Regions from separate parts of the Homo sapiens genome. Here all the other regions are linked to region 3. The links are chromatin contacts, found by Hi-C or POLR2A ChIA-PET in ENCODE. All regions are on one chromosome and are shown on one strand. Each heading gives the region's core, a stretch centred on a gene start or an enhancer-like site at or near the end of the contact. The rest is flanking DNA. Distances are from core to core; before and after follow the strand shown.

The links. Hi-C counts contacts between places; a loop is a spot of excess contacts on that map. ChIA-PET counts read pairs that join two places held with the same protein, here RNA polymerase II (POLR2A). Pooled maps may share reads with other maps.
Region 1: a pooled map shows a loop between it and region 3 (2.5-fold over the local background). The contact joins the promoter of AMZ2 here to the enhancer-like site in region 3. A Hi-C loop is called at or near these places in 4 of 50 pooled maps. POLR2A ChIA-PET finds 5 or more read pairs at or near these places in 2 of 52 experiments (GM12878 and PC-9).
Region 2: a map with no recorded cell type shows a loop between it and region 3 (27-fold over the local background). The contact joins two enhancer-like sites. A Hi-C loop is called at or near these places in 9 of 37 single-sample maps with no recorded cell type and 5 of 50 pooled maps.
Region 4: a map with no recorded cell type shows a loop between it and region 3 (11-fold over the local background). The contact joins the promoter of WIPI1 here to the enhancer-like site in region 3. A Hi-C loop is called at or near these places in 2 of 37 single-sample maps with no recorded cell type and 2 of 50 pooled maps. POLR2A ChIA-PET finds 5 or more read pairs at or near these places in 2 of 52 experiments (B cell and GM12878).

The regions. Positions count from the first base shown.
Region 1 is chr17:68,246,579-68,249,799 of GRCh38, forward strand. AMZ2 (archaelysin family metallopeptidase 2) reads left to right here and starts at 1,465. Exons shown (of 7, transcript NM_016627.5): 1 at 1,465-2,127. RefSeq lists enhancers at 1-531, 532-1,077 and silencers at 1,292-1,591, 2,901-2,950.
Region 2 is chr17:66,710,250-66,713,584 of GRCh38, forward strand. The region is part of intron 8 of PRKCA (protein kinase C alpha); the gene reads left to right. Among named protein-coding and RNA genes, the nearest start is that of MIR634, 75 kb to the right of the region's middle. Within about 2 kb of position 1,787, at least 9 of the 41 ENCODE cell types and tissues checked have a DNase peak (open chromatin) inside an H3K27ac peak, as active enhancers do.
Region 3 is chr17:67,649,474-67,652,952 of GRCh38, forward strand. All of the region lies in intron 6 of PITPNC1 (phosphatidylinositol transfer protein cytoplasmic 1), which reads left to right. Among named protein-coding and RNA genes, the nearest start is that of NOL11, 67 kb to the right of the region's middle. RefSeq lists enhancers at 1,127-1,286, 1,967-2,046. Within about 2 kb of position 1,483, at least 3 of the 41 ENCODE cell types and tissues checked have a DNase peak (open chromatin) inside an H3K27ac peak, as active enhancers do; they include GM12878, where a contact is called at or near this core.
Region 4 is chr17:68,455,953-68,459,392 of GRCh38, forward strand. WIPI1 (WD repeat domain, phosphoinositide interacting 1) reads right to left here and starts at 1,544. Exons shown (of 13, transcript NM_017983.7): 1 at 1,390-1,544. The coding sequence starts at 1,469. It also overlaps a transcript of PRKAR1A not described here. RefSeq lists silencers at 1,284-1,963, 1,700-1,986.

The sequences.
Region 1 (3,221 bases), core at 215-2,714, 600 kb after region 3:
AGGAGTGGCGCATCGGTATTCTCAACTTCAAACTTTGAGAACAGTCATGGTAGGAATGCATTTTATTCAAGAATGGGTTCAGGTGAGGGTGGATATGGGCACTGGGTTCAAAGGACAAATTTGGAGAATTCATGATCCAGGAGAGTGAACAAATAAGGAAGGGCTAAAGAGATCCTCGAAGTTGAAAGGTTCAGAGTTAATGTCCTCTAAGGAGAGCCAACAAGGGGTTACAAATGCTGAAGTCATCAAGAAAATGTGCCTGTCTTTCCTTGAGACTGGGAAGGAGAATTAGGATGACGAAAATCCAGAGGATGGTAAAATAGCTTGACTTCAAAATAACAGGCCGGGCGCCGTGGCTCACGCCTGTAATTCCAGCACTGTGGGAGACCGGGGTGCGGGGGGGTGGATCACCTGAGCGCAGGAGTTCGAGACCAGCCTGGGTAACAGGGTGAAAACCCGTATTAAAAAAAAAAAAGCCGGGCGCGGTGGCCCACGCCTGTAATCCCAGCACTTTGGGAGGCCAAGGCGGGCGGATCACTTGAGGTCAGGAGTTCGAGACCAGCCTGGCCAACATGGTGAAACCCCATCTCTACTAAAAATAACAAAAATTAGCCGGACGTGATAGCGGGCACCTGTAGTTCCAGCTACTGGGGAGGCTGAGGCGGGAAAATCGCTTGAACCCAGGAGGCAAAGGTTGCACTGAGCCCAGACTGTCCCACTGCACTCCAGCCTGGGCAACAGAGCAAGACTCCGTCTCCAAAAAAAAAAAAAAAAAAAAAAAAGCAAGAAAAAGAAAGAGAATGGCGAGGCCCAGAGAGACCGAAAGTCCCACCAGAGGGTACAGAGCTAGCTCAGCCCTAATGCCGGCCCCGCGGTGCCTTTCCGAGCTCACGGCCTCCCCTCAGCATCCGGGTTTCGGCCTCGGAGCGCCAGGGACGCCACGAGGACGCGCCCCACACTTGCGCTTCTGGGTTCCAGCCCCCGCGGCCCCCAACAAATAAAGAAGGGAAAGTGCTGAGGGTGACGGCCCCGGGGAGCGCTGCGGCTCTACGTCAACCTGCGGCGGCCGCCGACTCATTTGGGGCCACGCTGGTTGCATTCGTCACGCCGGCGATGCCTCTCAAACCCGCGGCCTGCCGAGGACGTTCCCACACGGGAGACCCCAGCGACGCGGGCGCATCTGTGGCTCTCGAGAACCGGGCCGCGGAGCCGCCGCGAGCGCAAGCGAGGAATCGGCGACTGCGGGGGTGGACAGCTGGGGCTTGTAGTCCCCTCGCTACCCTCTATTCTGGAAGAGGCGGGTCGCGGCCGCTGAACTCCAGCTCTGCGCCTGCCCAGGCGGCCGCACGCTCAGGGGCGTGGCATGGGTGGGTCGTGAGTTGGGCGGGGCCCACAGGGCGTGCGCGACGCAGCGGCGCGGCGCGTGGCGTAAGGGGCGTGGCGCCAGTGGGCGTGGCGTGGCGCAGTGCGAAGGGACGCGGTGCGCATGCGCGTGAGGGCTGCCGCGGGTGGGTGGTATCGAGGCCTGTCGGGTCAGGGCGGTTCGCGGGTGCTGTCAGAGCTGGGCCGGGGCCCCTAGGCAGGGTAGCCGGGTCGTAGAGGCGGGGGCCGGTCGCGGTCGGTGGAGCGGGATGAGGATGTAGGAGGGGCGGACGTGGCGGAAGCCGCGGGGTCCGCGGGGTCGGTGCCTCTAGGGAGCCAGGGAGGCCTTTCCCGAGGCTCCTGGGGAAGAAGAGGCGAAGCGAGAGTCCCTGGGGAACCCCCACTCCACTCCCAGCTGGAGACTGGGTTGTGTCTGCATGGACCAGAGCCCACAGTGCGAGTTGCTATAGGCAACCAGCCAGGGTGGCCAGCTCCTTCCCGTTTGCCCGTGATGTTCTGGTTTTGGGACCAAAGCATCCTAGGCCTCCAGCCCACTGCAGTGACCGAATTCTGCGCCCCCTGCCCATCTTCTCCCGCAGCTTCCCTAGATTAGGCTTGGGAGGCAAGAGGAGGCCTCCTGACCTTTCACACTGCCTTTTTAATATTAAGATGAAGTCACACTCCACAACTTTCTTCCAGCCAGGCCCAGACATGTCCGTCCTTGTAAGTTAAAAGCTTCCATGGGAGCCTTCCTTCCTAATCAAGGTAGGTAGACTACAGGAAGGTACATCTTGTTTTATATTTTGTCCTGTAGAAGTCAGATTTCAGCCCAGTTGTGTAGGAGTGAGGATGAGCCTATGCTTATATCAGAGCTTTGAGTACAGAGACATTTGGTCTGGAATTTTAGTCAGCCTCTTCAACCCCAGAATTTATAGGTTCAATCAGAACAGACATTAGCTTAAGTTTTCCCATCAATCGTCTATCATTAAACTGGCAAAATCTAAATAATTAGAAAATATGACAAAGATGATCCAGACAGAGATGTTCAACTTTTTCCTTAATTCAAAAAGCCTCGTGGTGGAACATCGGACCCATTCAAGAGGAAGGATGAAAGCTCTATATAGGAACACGATGTGAATGGAAGAAACCTGTCATTGTGAGGCTGGCTTTTGATTAGTCATCTGATGTCTTCCCTAATGTGACATGACTTTGAGGCCATAAACTTCAGTGGCTAAGCTGTAGTTTCTCAGCCTGCAGTTAAATTGCAGAAATGATAGGGCTTACATTAGTTTTGTTTTTATTTGATGTTGAAGATCTTTGAGTCACATTAGAAACGATGAGTATTTTTCATGTGGCACTGATGAGTTAATTCATATTATTATTTTTTGAGACAGAGTCTCTATTGCCCAGGCTGGACTGCAGTGGCACGATCACGGCCCACTGCAGCCTCGACCTCCTGGGCTCAGATGATCCTCCCATCTTAGCCTGCCAAGTAGCTGGGACTACAAGTGCACATCACCACATCCGGCTAATTTTTTTGTAGATATGGGGTTTTGCCATGATGTCGAAGCTGATTTCAGACTCCTAGGCTCAAGTAATCCTTCTGCCTTGGCCTCCCAAAGTGCTGGGATTATAAGCGTGAGCCACTGTGCCAGGCCAATATTATTCCCCAAAAGAAGGAAGTTGGGTGTGAGGTCCTGCTCCTGTGGTCACCGTGAGGTTTTTTTTTTTTGTTTTGGACTCTTGCCCAGGCTGGAGTGCAGTGGCACAGTCATGGCTCACTGCAGCCTCAAGCTCCTGGGCTCAAGTGATTCTCCTGTCTCAGCCTCCCTGGTAGCTAGGACCACAGATGTGCACAA
Region 2 (3,335 bases), core at 537-3,036, 940 kb before region 3:
CCTTCTCTCCTGACCCTGGTGCTGTGTCTCGGGGTCACCGTCTGTCTGCTGTGCCTGCCTGCATCATAATTGGAACCTGTGCTGTGTTGTACTCAATCTCGTTTTCTCACACCACTAATTGTGTGTAGCACTTCCTGTGTGTAACATTTCTCCTACTAACCTGGCAGTTTTTCTCCTCCTCCTGTCTTTTACAGGGCTGTCATGTCCGCTTCTTAAAGGTAGTTCTTCCTCTGCTCTTTCCTCATCCACTTTCCTTCCACAAAACACTTGCCTTGGTTTTTGTGGCTCCCGGGCCTCAGCCTGCAGCCATGCTCTCCACCCTTAAGGATGCACCGCGTGTTCTGGTAGCTTGAATCTCACACCTACTTGTGTCTTAGTCTGTGTGCTCCCTTCCAAGCAGCCACGGCCCTCCCATGAAAAAAAATGCCATGTCTTAATCACCCAGAGAATAGACCAGTCTCCCCTCCTCTTCAGATTAGGTTAGTTTAAAATTTTACCTGCTGGGCACGGTGGCTCACACCTGTAATCCCAGCACTTTGGGAGGCCGAGGCAGGTGGATCACCCGAGGTCAGGAGTTCAAGACCAGCCTGCCCAACATGGTGAAACCCCGTCTCTACCAAAAAACAAAAAAAAAAATACAAAAATTAGCCAGTCATGATGGCAGGTGCCCGTAATCCCAGCTACTCGGGAGGCTGAGGTAGGAGAATCACTTGAACCCGGGAGGCGGAGGTTGCAGTGAGCCGAGATCGCACCATTGCACTCCAGTCTGGGTGACAGAGTAAGACTCCATCTCAAAAATAAATAAATAAAATAAATAAATAAATAAATAAAATTTTACCAAGCAAATATCAAAACCTCCTATCAGTGATTAAAGTTCAAGTCTGTATTGAAAGCATCCATCCAATGAACAGAAAGAGTGCATCTTTAAATGGACAGCTCATTTTCCTTTCTTTCTGTTAATATCTTTCAATCACATATGAGTTAAGATTCATTTTAAGTTTTATAGGCATACATCTGCATTAGCATGCAATCAGTATGGTGTATTTACACTACATGAGTGTGTTCATATGGATGATGTAGTGTAATATATCATAGGCTGAAATCCTGTAATTGTTCTGATGTTCTTAATGCCTGACTTAATCCTTCTCACTCTTATTTCATTTTTTCTCATTTTTTAATGTTTTCCCAACTCAATCGTTGCAATCTAATCAACCATTCTATCCCCAAACTATGGAGGGGAATTTTGCAACTTGCATGTAAATGGTTTTAAAAACCTGGTCTATTATTGTCATTTCTGATAGCGCCACTCTCTTCTGGGAAGCTGGTTAGGGCCACACACCAGCTGTGCTCTCAGCGTATTGCCTGTGTTCGTAATTAAAATCAGCCCAAGATTGTCGCAGTGCTTTTATGTTCGCATTAGATCAAACTGGAAAATTTAAACCCTCAAATGCTCGGGTGGAGGATTTGCAAGGGGAGAAACCCTACTCCCCGACCCCAAGCTGGAATCCACATCTAATGCTCTCTCAAAAACACTGTCCTAAAGACAGCATCTAATAAATAATGTTTTTAGAGTTTCTCATCTCTAGAACTTGTATCTCACCCTGCAGATGTGCCTGTTAGAGGAACCACAGGAGATTTGTGACCTAGAGATACTGGAAATGAGAAAGAAAAAAAATATTCCTTGAGGTTTCCTAAGTCTTGCAGAGTGTGGTAAATACTGTGTGTGAAAACTGCCTTTCAAGGCTTCTGTTGTTACTGCCCCCCCTCCACCCCGCCCTTGTCTGTGTTTGAAAACCCTGTCCCATGATTCAATGCAGGGTGTTGACTTTGGATACACATCTCCAGAGGCTGGCCACACCTGAATACACTGAGCCTCTGTGCAACTTCTTCCTGTGGAGTAAAACCCTCCAGCATTCTCAGAGGAAAGAGGCACCTCTTGATCACTCCAGGAGGTGGAAACAGTTCCTGTTTAAAAACCAAGTAAACCCCTCTCATTGCACCCCCTGCTACTTCAGAGGAACACCTCCATTCTGATGGAAGGAACTCGTACTTGGGTCCTGGAACCCTATTTGGGACCCAAACCTCTCCCACTTGTGTGGCCTGACGTGCCTGAGTGCTGTTTGTGTCCTTTTTATTATGTTGAAAACTTTGTTATTCCAAAGAAACATCTGAATCACAGAGCTTAGTTTCCCAGCATGTCGGAAAGCTGGGTGCTGGTGTAAAAAACTCAGATGTGGCTGAAAAGGGAAGTAATGAGAGGGGAGAAAAATAAGAAGAAAGAGTTAGGGTGAGGCTTTCACCTCCCTGGGTTCTTGCCTGGCTCCTCCTAGCTCTAATGAAGGGCTGTCCCTGTCCCCTTCTCCTTAAAGACTGTCCCTCTTCTCCCACCTGCTGGGCAACGTGGCTGTCACCTCGTCATTCCAAGAAGGCAGCAGGGTGTGGCGAGGAAGTGCCACACTGCCTGGGTTCAAGGGTTCAAATCCCAGCTCCAATATTTCATAGCTGTATAGCCTGGAGCCATGCAGCTCATCTCTCTTGCCTCAGTTTCTCCAAGTCTAAAATGGAAATGGTAAAAGGACCAACCTCCTAGGGATGTTGGGAGGATTAAATGAGTAAGTATGGAAGGTGCCTAGAACAGTGCCTGGCTAGATTTGTGTTTGCTGCAGTCATTACTCAGCCTTTTCTCTGCCTTCCATCCCCAGGAATTATGAATTACAGAGTTTTCCCTAATGGAGGTGTCACTGTGCATTGCTGGTTTCCAAGAAGCCATTGCCAAGTTAAAGTGAACCCTTTGTTGTCCTTTTTTTTTTTTTTTTTTTTGAGATGGAGTCTCACTCTGTTGCCCAGGCTGGAGCGCAATGGTGCAATCTTGGCTCATTGCAACCTCCACCTCCCGGGTTCAAGCAATTCTCCTGCCTCAGTCTACCGAGTAGCTGGGACTACAGGCACGCGCCACCATGCCCGGCCAATTTTTTTACTTTTTGTAAAGAAGGGGTTTCACCATATTCACCAGGCTGGTCTTGAAGTCCTGACCTTGTGATCTGCCTGCCTCGGCCTCCCAAAGTACTGGGATTACAGTCGTGAGCCACCGCATCCGACCTCATTGTGCTTTCTAAACCACTCCCGGGCCCCAGTTGGGAGACCCCGGTTGTACATTAGGTACAAATAACCCATCAGATAGGAATCTGCTCCCCGTACCCCACCCTACTCCCACCTGCAGCAGTGAAGCAAGGCCATCTTGAATTCATTTAAGAACAGAGATGAGAAGTGTCAAGTCAACAAAGTCTCTTTTCTGACATGTTTTGTGTTGGTGCTTATTATGTTTCCTGTGTGGT
Region 3 (3,479 bases), core at 233-2,732:
TCCAACCAGTTCAATTCTCCAGCACCAGCTATGTGTCCAACAATTCAATTCAATTAGACACTGTCTATCTGGAGTTAGCATCAGATCCCAGTCCCACAAAGCTGCCCCACTTCTCACTGACAGGCTATAGGCCGGGCACAGTGGCTCATTCCTACAATCCCAGCACTTTGGGAGGCCAAGGCAGGTGGATCACTTGAGGCCAGGAGTTCGAGACTAGCCTGGCCAACAGAGTGAGACTCCATCTCTATTTTTTTTACTAAAAAAAATTTTTTTTTTAATCTGGGGTCTCCACGACTCCTTCCTCAGGCTCAATAATTTGCTAGAAAGGCTCACAGAACTCAGGAAAACATTTACTTAGATTTACCAGTTTATTATCAAGGATATGACTCAGCAGCAGGTAAATGGGAGAGAGGCATCAGGTGAGGTATTGGGGGGTGGGGACTTGGGGCTTCCGTGCCCCCTCTGGGTGTGCCATCCTCCCAGCAGGTCAGTGTGTTTAAGCGTTTATGGAGCTCAATCCCAGCACCCCCTCCCTCCCTAGAGGTCAGTGGATGGGGCTGAAAGTTCTAACCCCCTAATCACCTGGTGTTTCTGGTGACCAGAGCCATCTTGAGGCCATCTAGGGCCCCTCACCTGTGTATGTGATCTGAAGGAGCTTGTTATGCATCCCAAAAGTCACCCCCATCACTCAGGAAATTCCAGGAGTTTTTGGAGCATTGTCTTAGGAAGCAGTGACAAAAACCAAATCTATTTTGTATTACATCACAAGGATGAAATGAGAAAGCGAATCTGAAGTGCCTGACACAGACTCTGGTACGGAGCAAGCACTTGAAAACGTTAGCTCCTAGGGTGATTTTTCCCAGCTTCCTTCCTTGACTTTCCTCTGGCCACCTCTCTTGCAAGTTCTCATTTGCTTTCATCTTCTCCCCAGTTCCTAAAAGGCATCCTGGGGGCTAGAAACCATAGGCTTTTTTTTTTTTTTTTTTTTTTTTTGAGATGGAACCTTGCTCTGTCTCCCAGGCTGGAGTGCAGTGGTGCGATCTCAGCTCACTGCAACCTCTGCCTCTCGGGTTTAAGCGATTCTCCTGCCTCAGCCTCCTGAGTAGCTGGGACTACAGGCATGCGCCACCATGCCTGGCTAAATTTTTTGGATTTTTAGTAGAGACGGGGTTTCACCATGTTGGTCAGGCTGATCTCCAACTCCTGACCTCAAAAGATCCGCCCTCCTTGGCCTCCCAAAGTGTTGGGATTACAGGTGTGAGCCACGGCGCCTGGCCAAAACCATGGACTATTACATTGTTTTGTGTGATGTGCTCAAATTTCTCATTTGCCTCGTCCCTCTTCTTAAAGCAATGAGTTTCAAGTGTTTGTGGCACTGAACTATAACTGAGAAGGGTACAAAACAGAAACATTCCCCTTGCCACAGCTGCCTTTCAGTGCCTTTCTACACATCAGATGCACCTTATGAGTCAAACTCCTTTAAGAGAGTCATTTTGCAGAGAAAAAACACAAACCGCTCAGGGTTTGCGGTGCATTCTAGTGCCAAGAGCAAATGCTTTAAAAATAGCACTTTAGGTATTAACTGCTAACAAAGCAAGAATTGACTGCTTCTGGCATGATTTGCATTTAGGGTTTTGGTTTGTTTTTTTTTAAGTTGATGCATAGCAGTTGACCTTTTAAGTCAAGTTTTAGGTCAGTTCTCCAGCACATTCTGAAAGCTCCTTAGTTTTGTCTCTTTTTTAAAAAACAGCTTTATTGGCTGGGCACAATAGCTCACCACTGTAATCCCAGCACTTTTGGAGGCCAAGGCGGGTGGATCACCTGAGGTCAGGAGCTTGAGACCAGCCTGGCCAACATGGCGAAACCCCATCTCTACTAAAAATACAAAAATCAGCCGGGTGTGCTGGCACGTGCTTGTAATCCCAGCTACTTGGGAGGCTGAGACAGGAGAATTGCTGGAACTTGGGACGTGGTGGTTGCAGTGAGCCGAGATTGCACCATTGCTCTCTAGCCCAGGTGACAGAATGAGACTCCGTCTAAAAAAAAAACCCAAAAAAACAGCTTTATTGAGATATAGATCACATACCATACAATTCAGCCATTTTGAATGTATAGTTCAGTGGATTTTACTATAATCACATGTTTACCTCACCACAATCAAATGTAAAACATTTTCATCACCCCACAAAGAAACCTCATATGTTTTAGCTATCATCTCCCTACCCTCTCCCCTCACCCATCTCCCAAGCCTCAGCAACCACACTGATCTACTTTCTGTCTCCATAGATTTCCCTTTTCTGGGCATTTCATATGAATAGGGTCACTTAATAAGTGGTCTTTGGGGACTAGCTGCTTTGAAAGCTCCTTGGTTTTATGTGTATCCCTCTTAAGATTCAAGTTCAAGGAATCCTACATTAATTCAGGGCTAAACTTTACTTTCATTGGAGGGGAATGAGAATGAGATCTGCAACACCTTGGAGTCTTCAGGAGAAGTTCCAGGATGGAGAGAAAAAAATCTGACATGTGATATGTGTTGTTCATCCATCCCTATTTTAGGGCTGAGGGTTATAGTTACATAATGTAGCAATTCCTGGCTGGAGTTCCTGCTTAGCCTTTTTTCATTTAGCATTTATCAAAAACTTCTCATTTCAATTAACAGGGCAAGCCCCTGTTGGCTATTGCCCTTTGTGGTTCAAATTGAGAGTGTAATTAATCATGGAGACTTCATATCTCAGTGAACGTCAGCTAATAAGATTGCCTCCAAGATGCAAGCTCAGCCCCAGCTGGACCAAGCTCTCCTGTGGGCTTCTCCTTGCACCTTCCAGGTGGGAGACTGATTCTATCCAAAACGAGGACGCAGTTTTACACGGGCTGCTCAAACAAGCCCTTTGCTCTGCCTTGTCCCAGTGCGAGATGGATGAGGCCTGCAGGTGTGGCTGATCCTATAGAGTGGACGCCTTCTAAAGATGTGCCGAAGTCCATCTGGCCCCAGGGAAACAGCCCTGGCACCAGCTCAACCCCCTCGATACAGATGGGCTTTAACTACAAGGGTCCAATTTGCCATCTGCCAAGCCTGGAGAGAATCGGTAGCATCCGGAGCCAGAGATCTCATTGTGGATGAATTTATAAAACCCTGGCTAGAAGAACTTGCAGCCCCACGCGTTCCCCACCAGCCAGCTGCCGGGCCGAGAGGAGCTGGGCAGGGCCCTTGAGGCAAGAGCATCGCTTGCAGAGAAGTTCCACATCCCCCAGCGGAGCCAGATGCCACTACTGGGGTTCGGTGCTCCGTGACCACATGAGTGAGCTGGAAGAGTGACCGCGGAACCTAGAAGACTTGCCTTGTAAAAACCTCTCTGACTCATGTTATGGGTTTGTGTCCCCCCAGAAAGCTAGGTTGACGTCCTAACCCCCAGAATGTGAACTTACTTGGGATAGGGTCTTTACAAAGGTAATCAAGTTGAAGTGAGATCATTAGGGGG
Region 4 (3,440 bases), core at 294-2,793, 810 kb after region 3:
AACATCAGGATTTTATCTATACCAGCATTTTTATAAACTGCAGGTCTCAACTCATGAGTGGATCCTAAAACGCAATTCAGTGAGTCACAAGCAGCTTAGAAAAAAAGGACACAGAAAATTGCACATGATATTTTGTGAATAGTGTATGTGTTATGGGTATTGGGTGATGTTGCAATACATATTTCGTATTGTGGATTGTGGTCAAGAAAAACTTGAAAGTCACTCAAATAACCAAGCTGTAGAGCTACTCGATTACATGATTACACATATGGGTTTTTCAAACAAAGGCATATTGTTCAGCACCGGGTGTTTTTAAACAGAAACATAAAGGGAATGGAAGCCAGGGTGGCTAATGGTACATAATGGCCTTAATTACACCACTGAAGGATCAATATTAGCGTAGCTCAGTCACCAGCAGCCAAGGCACAGAAACTGGTACAGCAGGAAGTGGGAAACTGGGAATCGGTCATCCCCGCCTGATGCTCAGGGTGCACATTCCAAAAAGATGATTCCATATGGTCCCCAGGGCTCGCTTCCATGAAAATAGGGAAAGAAACAGGCGTTTGCCTGTAAGTCACAGAATCCTGCAGATGCCTGAAACACACTTCAGCCCAGCTCCCTCTCAAAGCCCAAATGTGAACATCGAAGTAAAACATTAAAAATCCACTCAAAAACAACAGGGTGGAGCTCCTGTTTCCTGGAGAGAAAGCAGTCTGCGCCCGGGAAAAGAGTCTTGGACTCCGAGAAGGAGATCCTGCCTGGCTGGGTGGGCGATGTGAAAACAGCCAAAGAAATCCAAAGGTTTCTTCCATCCAGAGCGGGCAGGCACGATGCCCTGCGTCGGGGATGGGACAGGGGCTGGCCTGGCCGCAGGGATAGGCTGCCTCTTTGTCCGAGGCCCTGCCCAGATGCCACGTTGAGATGCTCAAGGACAAATGGGAAAGTTTTTCCTGTACTCTCATCTTCCTGGGCCCCAACTACAGAGTCCTGGGTCAACTTGCAACTTCCTCTCCTTTCTCATCTCTTTCTTTTGGCCACTGTCTCTCTTCCCCAGACACCCACTTTGGTCACTGGCTTTCCCACCGCCCTGCTCCCCCCATATTCCGTGGCCCCCGCAGCCCCACCACTCCCTTTGCGAACTCCCTGCTTTCACCCTTGGCCCAACCTTGTCGCTCTGGGAGGACACTGGGAGTGGGGTGGGGTGGGGGGTGCGGCAAACCCCACTGAAGGGGTACGGGGATAACAAGATCCCAATGCGTCCGAAGCAGACACCGGCCCTCCCGCCGAGGCCGCCTCGAGGCGGAAGCCACAAGCTGCTCTCAGGACGACACCCCTGGGTCCTGACACTCTGTCCCCCACCTCCCTGGCAGGGGCCGAGTCGCAGCTTACGTGCAGTCCTGGTTGAAAGAGAAGCAGCTGAGCGCCGACTCAACCCCGCCCGGGGGAGCGTCCGCGGCCTCGGCCTCCATCGGGGGCTCGGCCCGGGAAGCCGCAGCTCGGAGCCGGCGACAGCCACCTCAGCAGCCCGCCCGCGCCGGCTCCACGGGCCGGGTCGCCGGTCCTGCCCCGCCCCTACCCCGCCCCGTCCCCACCCCGCCCCTACCCCGCCCCGTCCCCACCCCGCCCCTACCCCGCCCCGTCCCCGCCGCGTCCCCGGCTTCGCCCCGCCCCTTCTCGCCCCTCCAGCTGGTCCCGAGGACCAGAGCACCTGATAGGGCGGGGCCCCTGCCTCCGGCCACCATTGGCCACGAGCCCAAGCCACGGCTGGCGGGCACCGCCCCCCTTGGCCAATCCGTGGCAGCTGTGGGCGGACCCGCCCGGCTGGCGACCCGCCCCTGGCTTCGTAACGCGGCTCTCCATTGGACAAAGGCGCGTGACGCAAAGGCAGCAGGCCCACGTGGCGGTGTTTTCATTGCCGGAGCCGCCCAGCTGGGAGGGAGAGGGAAGAAGGAATGCGGCTGGGGCCAGATCTGCTGGTTTCAGTCCGGCAACTGCGTCGGGGCCGCCGCAAGGGTGACAGGAGGACGCGCTAGTTCCCACCCCGCCCAGACCCCTTGCCATGTGTAACTCTGCCTATTAAACTTACAGAGTTTAGCAGAGAGCGTTAGACTCCAAAGCCCCACCCTTTTGTCGAGTCCTCAAGCCGCATTGAGAGAAGCTCCTGAAATGGGGCTGCCTCAGCCAGAGAGATAGCAAGTTATCTTATCCATTGCCGAGCGGTTGAGAACCCTCACTACTTGCCAAGCGCGCCGTACTATGTATGTCATCTTGAATTCTTATAAAACTTGTGTGGAAAATACGATTGTGCTCAATATACAGAAGAGGCAACTGAAGCTCCAAAGCTAAACAATTTGTCTAAAGTAACAGTAAATGGTAGAATGTCTGCATGTCTGCTTTCAAGACCTGTGCACTAAATAACTGCTAAACAGTAATTTGCAAAAACAACGTAGCACCTAGCATGCGAGATTCTAGGTTTTCTAACCAGGACAGAAATGACTGCAGCATTTGACGGAGCTGGAAGGTGGGGGGAAGCACCTTTGATCTGAAAAGTTACAAAAATGGCACAAAGTATCTAAACAAGACCTATCCGATCCGCAGCTGAAAAAAATGAAAGTGTGTGTAGGGCAGTGTAGTTTATGAAAGGGGTAACGTCTTGAAGATATAGCACAATTCAAAACTCACGTAATTCGAGATAAACCTTAACAAAGAATCTCTTTTTAAAAGCTGAGTACTGTACATGTTCCCATGCGGAATTACTGTCAATACGGTTTATGAAGCAGGAGCTCTGCCAGCTTTGGATTGTATAACTGCTGATGGATTTTTAATTCATTTTTTCAAATTTTGAGATGATATTTTAGTTATTGTTATATGACAGTCTCTCAAATCAGCATAATTCAAATTTATTAGGTTGGTGCAAAAGTAATTGCGGTTTTCCCCATTTCCCACTTTTAATACCCAGTTTATGACAAAGCTACTTTTATGTATGTGTATATATATATATATTTAACCTTGGACCTACAATAGATGAACAAAGGGCACTATTTCACCTAAACCTTTCTGGTTGGATTTCCGGTTTGTGTTTTCTGAGATGCAAATGTAACAGTTTCTTTTCTCAACTTTATTATTTTTTTCTCTCCACTGATGTAAAAAATAGTTCAGCTCATAGATTCACAGATGTTATTGCTCTTTGGCTGATTGTGAGGTGTTGTATAAACTATCAGAAGTGAATGGAACTGCTGTTTAGATACTTTGTGCCATTTTTGTAACCTTTCAGATCAAAGGTGCTTCCCCCCACCTTCCAGCTCTGTCAAATGCTGCAGTCATTTCTGTCCTGGTTAGAAAACCTAGAATCTGGCATGCTAGGTGCTACGTTGTTTGGAGAATTACATGAAGTGTACCATAAAGTTTTTAAAGTGTAAGCTGTTATTATCAGTTTGTTA